Linked DNA regions of Homo sapiens: region 1 is linked to region 2. The links are chromatin contacts, found by Hi-C or POLR2A ChIA-PET in ENCODE. All regions are on one chromosome and are shown on one strand. The core of a region is the stretch at or near the end of the contact, and the rest is flanking DNA. Distances in the headings are between cores, read along the strand shown.

Region 1 (4,005 bases), core at 1,264-3,763, 160 kb before region 2:
AAAATGAAATTAAGAAATTATTTATTTTGCTAGATATTAAAAATCATTCTTTTGGCTATGCAGGAAAATACATTTATTTTTAAGAGCTGAATACTGACGTAGTTAGGTGTGTAATGAGATGTCTGTATTTAAAATTCTTCTGCACAAAACATGTTTTAAGAAAGCATTGGCCAGTCGCGGTGGCTCACGCCTGTAATCCCAGCATTTGGGAGGCCGAGACGGGCAGATCACGAGGTCAGGAGATCGAGACCATCCTGGCTAACACGGTGAAACCCCGTCTCTACTAAAAATACAAAAAATTAGCCGGGCGTGGTGGCGGGCGCCTGTAGTCCCAGCTACTCGGGAGGCTGAGTCAGGAGAATGGCGTGAACCCAGGAGGCGGAGCTTGCAGTGAGCCGAGATCGCGCCACTGCACTCCAGCCTGGGCGACAGAGTGAGACTCCGTCTAAAAAAGAAAAGAAAGCATTAGCATGATCCTTTATGACCTGACCCCAACTTGTTTATTTAACTTCATTTAGCCATAAGATAAAATCTATATCTTTATTTCTGTTTTAAAATAGCTCCCTTTGAGTCCTTCAGGATCAGCAACAGAAGCTTTGTTTCAGAGCAAGGATTTGTTTAGCCTCAAGTTCCTGAACAGATCTCAAGGTGCTTGGGAAGCACGTGTGTGTGTGTGTGTGTGTGTGTGTGTGTGTGTTTATGGGAACATATATTTACCTGGATGAGTTTTATGACTTTCATCAGGTTGTCAGAGGGGCATGCAACTCACAAATATTAAGAATGTCAAGAGTTTTCCAGTTTTACTTGTATAACTCACTGTACGGTAGCCTTTAAAAAAACAATGCTTAAATATTCATAGGGTCTTTAAGATAACTGATTCAAATTAAAATAATATACCTGAAGTTCATGGTTCCCTTGTTGAATTTTTTTGCCTTACAATGGTATTTCCATTTATATTTTCCATTGCATGCTGAGAATTAACTCCTGAGGGTTCTTCTTTTGTATACATTCATATGTTATACACTACGTCTAGTTTTCAGACAATGCGGGGGTGACAGTTGATTAAAAGGTGTGTCTCTGAGGCTTTAGAAAAGAAGAATCATTTAATCCTAAACCATTAGCTAGATCATGTATCTGGCATTAAAACCTGAATACTTACTTGGTTTTACAATAAGGTAAACTTCCATGGACATGGTAAAAGGCTGGACCACCAGAGGCCATTCCTGTACAGATAAGACTAGCAGTAACAGGGAAGGAAAAATGTCTAGGACCAGCTGCATGGGCATCCAACCTGTGCATCTTCACAGGGTTCCATACTTAAAAGAGCCTGATCCTTCATTTAATGATTGGCTGTCACCATCTCGAAGTTCTAAAACATTTTTTAATAAGGGGCCTCACATTTTTATGTTACACTGGGCCCCACATATTATGTAGTCCATCCTGCATATGGGACATGTCCCTGTGCTTATCTGTGTTGCTCATAGCTGTGTTCAACTTGGTTCTTGTTCAGCTATTGCTACCCCCAGTTTCCTTCCTGCAGATAAGGGCTGGGGTTGGGCTGCTTATTATGGCAACAGCACAAAAGGCATGAGCAAACATGTATTAGGATTAGGGAATGTGGAGGCAGGATAGCAAGGAAGACCTAAATTGGCAGAAAAAGTCCATCTAAATGGTGAATCACTAATATCACTCTATTTTTTATTCAATTTATATAACTTTCACTGACAACGCTCCTTTAAATTTCTAGTAATTCTCATCTTTCTATTCCCTTAGTCATACCTATGATGGAGGAAACTCAACTATTGAGGAAAATAGTCTCAGGGCTCCCCTATGCACTAATACTAAAATTGATCATGAATGACGCTGAATCTGCCATTTCAGATATTTTCTCTAAAAATTTAAAAGTGTTATTTTTCAAAATAACGTTAAAGACCTACAGGTGGCAACATTTTGATAAGGCAACATGTAAACATTTGTGCCAACAATGTTATGCTATGTTTTTTGTTTTTTGGGTTTTTTTTTTGCCACAAATTCGCAGTTTACCAGGGTTGCTGTGTAGGGCTGTACAGCAAATATCATGCTCAAGGGAGTTCAGAGGAGTTCAGAGGTGGCCAAAGACTAGACTATGACTGGCCTCTTATCTGATCCTGGCCTCTTTGTGATGAATTCTACTGAGTTTTTCAACAGAGGAAGTGCTCATGATAAGGGGGATTATCTTAGTGGTTTTCTTTCCCCCCAAGGTGGTCAAAGAGTAGCACTAGTAAGTACAGTAACCAAGTGTTATTATCTTACTTGTAATAATTAACCACCATATATGAGGCACCATGCTAACACTTGATGTGCCTATATCATTCAATGCTTCAGCAACCTGAGTAGTTACTGAATTATTCACTGTTTACAAAAGAGAAAATGGAGACAGAAAAGTGAAGTGAATTGCCCAAGGTTATGTACCTAGTAAACAATAGAGCAGAAATTTGAACCCAAAGCCAGAGGAATTCAGCAGCCGCGCCCTGAAGCACAGTGGTGCCCTTTGTCAGGCAGAGAACCCACTACGTCATTAAGAACAGGGAGTTTCTGGCTATGTCATTGCTGTAGGTTGAGTGAATAACTAACAAACAAAAAATTAATCAATGAAAGTGATTCTACTGTATTTTATATTTTAGCTATTATTCTAAAAAGTAACCATTGCTTTTTGTACATGATTTTAGCTCTGAAAATTTCCTGTCAGCAAGAAGTCATTTCCCAGGTGGGATTTTAGAGGATCCTAAATCATGGGCCTTTGCTGTCAGCTGTCATGAGAGGGGGAAGAATTGAGGAAGTAGACAGCAGATAAGGCTGGGAAATATATTCTCTTTCTGAGAAAAAAATAATTTTCAGAGATGGCATCTTTCTATGTTACCCAGTCTGCGGATCAGTGGCAATTCACTCTTCACAGCGACCATGGCACTACTGATCAGCACGAGGTAGGCAGCAGATAAGGCTGGGAAATGTATTCTCTTTCTGAGAAAAAAATAATTTTCAGAGATGGCATCTTGCTATGTTACCCAGGCTGGGGGGCAGTGGCAATTCAGTATTCACAGCCACTATGGCACCAATGAATCAGCACAGGAGTTTAGACCAGTTCCGTCTCCAAACTGGGCCAGTACCCAGCTCTCAGAAGGTCATCATATAGAGGCAAAACTTAATGCAGACACCCAATTGGCATAGATCACTGCAGCCCAGAAATAGTCTCGAGCAATCCTCCCACTTCAGCCTACTGAGTGGTTGAGACTATAGGCACGCACCACCAAACCCAGCAGAAAATGGTTTCTTATTGACCTTAAAGTATCATCACACTGATCACAAATGTATGAAATTTAAAATATGATATTTAAGAACCATCCAAACATCTATCGTTCTTTGTGTTTAATTATCTGGCTGTTTCACTTTTATGGCTGATTTAAGAAAGCACTGAATATGCCTATATGGAAAATCATATATAAATAACATTTTCCATGGAAGCAATAAAAGACATTAAAATACTATGCAATGAAAAGAATGTCTAATCATTACTCAAATGCAATCTGAAATTATCTAATTGTGTTTTATCCAGACAGGATTCTCTAAGATTCTTCATAGTTTTGTTTTATCTAGGCAACAAGAATGAGAGTAAATGTTAAGGAAATTCCCCAGGAGGAAATACTGATTTTGGAATTTTGCAATTGCATGGTATATTTGGCTGATGAACATGGAGATTAAAGTACAGTTGACCCTTGAAAAATATGGGTTTGAACTGCGAGGGTCTACTTATACGCACATATTTTCAACTAAATGGGGATCAAAAATTTGGTATTCTTGGGATGCAAAACTTGCATATATCAAGGGCTGCCTTTTCTTATATGTGGGTTCCAAAGGGCCAGCTGCAGGGCTTGAGTGTACACAGATTTGGGTATACTCCAGGTGCCCTAGAACCAATCCCCCACATATACCAAGGAATGACTGACTGTAGCTATAATTTCCCAGCTT
Region 2 (4,556 bases), core at 948-3,447:
AGAATGAAAATGGGTCATAGGAAAGCTCCCCACCTCCTCAGAACTCTCTGTCACATTCAGAAATCAAGAAAGAAGGAAAGAAGGAAGGAAGGAAGGAAGGAAGGAAGGAAGGAAGGAAGGAAGGAAGGAAGGAAGGAAGGAAGGAAAGAAAGAAAGAAAGAAAAAGAAAGAAAGAAAGAAAGAGAAAGAGAAAGAAAGATGTTAGCATCTGCAAAGATCCAAAAAAGAAAGCAAATAAAAATAACTCGACTTTGGTTAAGGGGCTGATAAAGTTAAGATACTTCACTGAAACATGTATGTCCATGTTTAGATCTTAATCACTGCTCTCCAAACCTCTCATGACTGCAGAATTAGGTCAGAGATTTCCATCATGCAGTCTTCAGTATGCACTCCAATTGTCCGTGCAGGATTAAAAAAAAAATGTATTTGGAGAAACTAGTCCAGGAAGAGATATGAGTGTAACAGACACTAAGGCATTTGTTTTAACAACAACAACAACAAAAAGCAGACATTGTGAAACTATGCTTCATTTATGCACAGACTGCTAAGAGTAAATCACACTGAAAGTGAGCAATATACTGTGATAACCAGAGCTTTACTGCTTTGTCATGGTGAGATATTAAAACAGAGTTGCTATAATACATTTTGACAAATCAGCTAAGGCTGTAGCTAATTTGAAGGTACCATATACTTTTCTAATTTAGATAATCAAAGTGGACCCAAAAAATAATAAACTGAGTTTTAAAATCTCTTACCTATAATATTTAGAATTTATACAATTATTTTATTATTTTTTCCAGATTTGCTAAATATGCATTCCTTTTAGGAAGTACTCTCCATGCACGTGAATTTTCATTGTAAATAAACTTTGTAGGGCAACATATTTTCTTGATGTAAATTGACTGTGGGAAAAGTAAATAATGTGTGCCTACCACCTCAATCAGAAAAAACAAAATCATAACCAATGATTTTTATATAGACAAACTTCAAGCCATCAAAAGAAACCATTATGTGTCTGCTGCTAAATTCAAGGTTTACAAGGAAGCAAAATTTTGCCTCTTCTCACTTTTAATGTCTTAGGAAAACAGCTCTCTACAAGTTTGGGTGGAGATAGCTGTCTTCCACTCATTTTTTCCAAAGGATATGCAAAACCTGAATATTATGAAAAATAACAGATTAACACATGATACTCTAACTTTAAAGATGCTATCATATATTTGAATTTACAGAGAGTCATCAGAAAGGAATTTCCTCTTTCTCCCAATATACACCTACTTCTTTTTCTATTAATCTGTACTTTTGACAACTACCTGTCTGTATGCAATACATAAACACACACACGGTCATCCACAACAGTTGTAAACACACATGCATATATAGTCATGCAATTGAAGTTTTTTTCTCAGCGATCCATACACAAAGTAAAGTAGTAAATACACTGTAAACATAATCATTCTTCTCTTTTTCATGATTGTAACTGGCTCTAACTTTCCAAATTCCATATTTAAAAATTGTTAAATATAAGTAGAATAAACCCAGAATATGATCCTCATTTCAAAGTGGAGGGCTTAATAGGATGACCCAATGTATTTATTACAGTCACTATTGCTTGAGAAATGTACTTTTAAAATAAAATCCATGGCAAGAAAAATGGTAGATCTTTGTGTTATAGTTAATTATAGAAATTATTTTTCCAGCACAACTGTTCACATTCACCAATTTAATCTGCTTTGAGATGCCCTTGAGAAATTCAGATTGATTCAGTCTCATAAAATTTTAGGGTAATATATCATTGGTTGTTCTGTTTTGATTTTGCTCAGTTGGCATGCAGTAAAGCATTGATTTCAACTTACTTGTGAATAAAATTAAAAAGTCGGTTAGGCATCACTTTGTTTTGATTTGAACTATGCTGCTACCTGGTTTTAATTGTTCAACTACCTTTCTGTTCAGTAGTGATGTGTGTATTTGTGGCTCCTGTCCATTCAGTAGATCCCTCTGAAGGACCCTCTTTTATTGACAGCACATTTTGCTCTATGAAACATACTCTATTTCTGTGCCAAAAGATCTATTTGAAACAGAGCCAGTGTCTCATTCCAGGAAGAGGAAAGGATATCAAGAGTTTCCATGGCAATCAGTTGACGGAACTAAATTAAGCAGGAAACCTCTTCAGAATGCAAAGTAGTCTTGCAAAACAAAGTGGTTTGAAATATTCAGGAAGTGTGTCACAGCACAACGAAAGAAATGGAGATATGAATACCTCCATAATGTAAACTCCCTAACTGTAAAATAAACAATTAAATGCTAGCTTTTGTCCTACAAAAATAAACCCTCAAACAACTGTCATTTCTAATCAAATCTTTTGTTCCAGTTAGTTTTGGTTTTTTTTAGTTCTTATCTCTTATGATCAACATCATGTAAGAATATAACTACAATTGTTTATGTAGGTAGGAAAAATAACTTTTTTATGTTACTGCTGTTAAATTTATTTTGTATGAAATTGTGCAAATTTCATAGCTAGTTCTTTAACAGTGAAATCAGAAGGAATGACCAAAATTTATTTTAGTGAAAAAAAAAATGAAGAAACAGATTCCTTAGTTTAGAGAAAGGAATTGCTTTTAAAAATGGGATTCTTCATGGTAATTTGGATTATTGATAGTTTTAAAAATATCATTCTACTTCCTGGAGTGGAATTAGAAGGAATGAGTCTTGAAATTCCAGGAAATAGAAGAATTAGAATGAACCAGAGGTTTCTTATCTTCTGGTCAATTGCCAAATCGTTATAATAGTTTGCTTGGAAATACGGCTTCAACCTGTATCAGTAACTATTACCAGAAGTCCTTCAGACCACCTAAATGCTTTCCAAATGCTTTCCTCTTCTCTTTAAGGAAAGAGTTCTTGGAGCAAACGTTTCTAAAGCACACGGATTCACAATAAAAAATATTTAAACAATTCCTAAAACCTATTAACCACTCGTTATCCCAGCTTTTTAAGTTAAATCACTGTATTTGTTTGAAGTAAAATTATAGGGTCTCCTTTGAAGATGAACACATAAGAATATACATCTTAGAAGAGGAAGGTCTTATGAATTTTAATCTCAAATATTCTGGCCTCAATTTCAACGTGAACTTTAAAGTGTGATCTAAATGCTTACTGTGTGTAATATAAACATTAAGAGGCACATTTTGATGTCACCTGCGTGATAAAACTTTCCTGGCTTCATTGTGCTAAACTTTTCTCAAATTTTCTGGACCAGAAACATAGTCCAAACATAGCACATCATCATATCACACAGACAAACACACACACACACACTCACACACTACCATACACACAGCAAGAACACAGTACAGCACCAGCATACAGTAAGTGCCATAGGTGTGCCCACCTTGGAATGTTGTTGAAAATTAGATTCTCCTGGTCAATAGCCATCAAGTCCTATAACTGCCACATCTTTCCAAGATATTTTCCCCAATTCCATTACACTCCCCAAAATACTAGTCTCACTAGAGACAAAACATGACAAGAACTCTTTACACAATCTCTTAAAATCTACTTTATTTCACATTGCATGCCTGTTATCAAAACATCTCAGGTACCCCATAAATATATATACCTACTATGTGCCCAAAAATTTTTTTAAAAAATCTATTTTAACTTGGATAAGTTAAGTATATTTCTGTATATTAGGTAGAAAAAATCAGGTGGTTTTCTTAGTTTGGGTTAGCAGACTCTGAGACAATAATCCAAATGCAAATGGTTTATCTAGGCAGTGATCCCAGGAAGAACAGTGAAAGAATAAGGAAGTAAAACAAAGAAGGAAGGAAGTGAATATAGCTAATATTTATATTGTTAATCAGCAAATTACCACTATGGGAATGTAGGCTCAGTCTCACTGAGATTCTCTAAGAAGCTGTACAGAACATTCTTCAGTACTGTACCAGCAATGGCAAGAAAGCTGGAGTGTTTATCCACCAGATCTCATCCCTCACTGGTGAGGGTCACTCCTAAGATTCTGATTTTCCCAGATTCCTGGTCTGCACTTCTTGGACCTACCACATTTCCATGGTCAGAGAATGCTCTCCAACAGAGACGCAGGAAGCTTTATTTATTCTTAAAAGTTGAGCGGCTCAGGCTCATAAATACTAATGATCCAAGTATTTTCTGGTGTTAGCTAGCCATAGTGTGATATCTAGGAATGTCTAGCCAAGCTGACCAAGCCTCCCTCTAGCAATACTCCATTATGAGTACCATTTTTTACCTGGTTGCTAGGGACAACCAAATTTTGCCTATAATGATGAATAGAGGTCCTCCTGACCCAAATATCTGAGTGTATTTGAAAGGAGTTCTTTAATTTAGAGTCATATATAAAGGCAACAAAAAGCAGGAGTTGCAATATAGATTGAGAGCTGGATAATTTTTCTTGTATTTTTTATGTAGATACAAATATGTATACAAAAAATTAAGATTAGTGGAGTCATGATATTAACTTTTAAACTCTTCACAGAGAAGTAGAGAAACTGGTTTGACTGAGAGAATTCTCTCACTCTGGTTGTTTC

The links. Hi-C counts contacts between places; a loop is a spot of excess contacts on that map. ChIA-PET counts read pairs that join two places held with the same protein, here RNA polymerase II (POLR2A). Pooled maps may share reads with other maps.
Region 1: a loop to region 2 is called in a pooled map, with 4 times the contacts of the local background. The contact joins two enhancer-like sites. A Hi-C loop is called at or near these places in 1 of 50 pooled maps. POLR2A ChIA-PET finds 5 or more read pairs at or near these places in 2 of 52 experiments (GM12878 and activated CD4-positive, alpha-beta T cell).

What each region holds. Positions count from the first base shown.
Region 1 is chr7:17,204,944-17,208,948 of GRCh38, reverse strand. The region is part of intron 2 of LOC107986772 (a long non-coding RNA gene); the gene reads right to left. The region is part of intron 6 of LOC101927609 (a long non-coding RNA gene); the gene reads left to right. Among named protein-coding and RNA genes, the nearest start is that of AHR, 92 kb to the left of the region's middle. Within about 2 kb of position 2,513, at least 2 of the 41 ENCODE cell types and tissues checked have a DNase peak (open chromatin) inside an H3K27ac peak, as active enhancers do.
Region 2 is chr7:17,039,117-17,043,672 of GRCh38, reverse strand. LOC124901595 (a long non-coding RNA gene) reads left to right here. Exons shown (of 4, transcript XR_007060239.1): 1 at 1-4,556. Among named protein-coding and RNA genes, the nearest start is that of AGR3, 160 kb to the right of the region's middle. Within about 2 kb of position 2,197, at least 5 of the 41 ENCODE cell types and tissues checked have a DNase peak (open chromatin) inside an H3K27ac peak, as active enhancers do.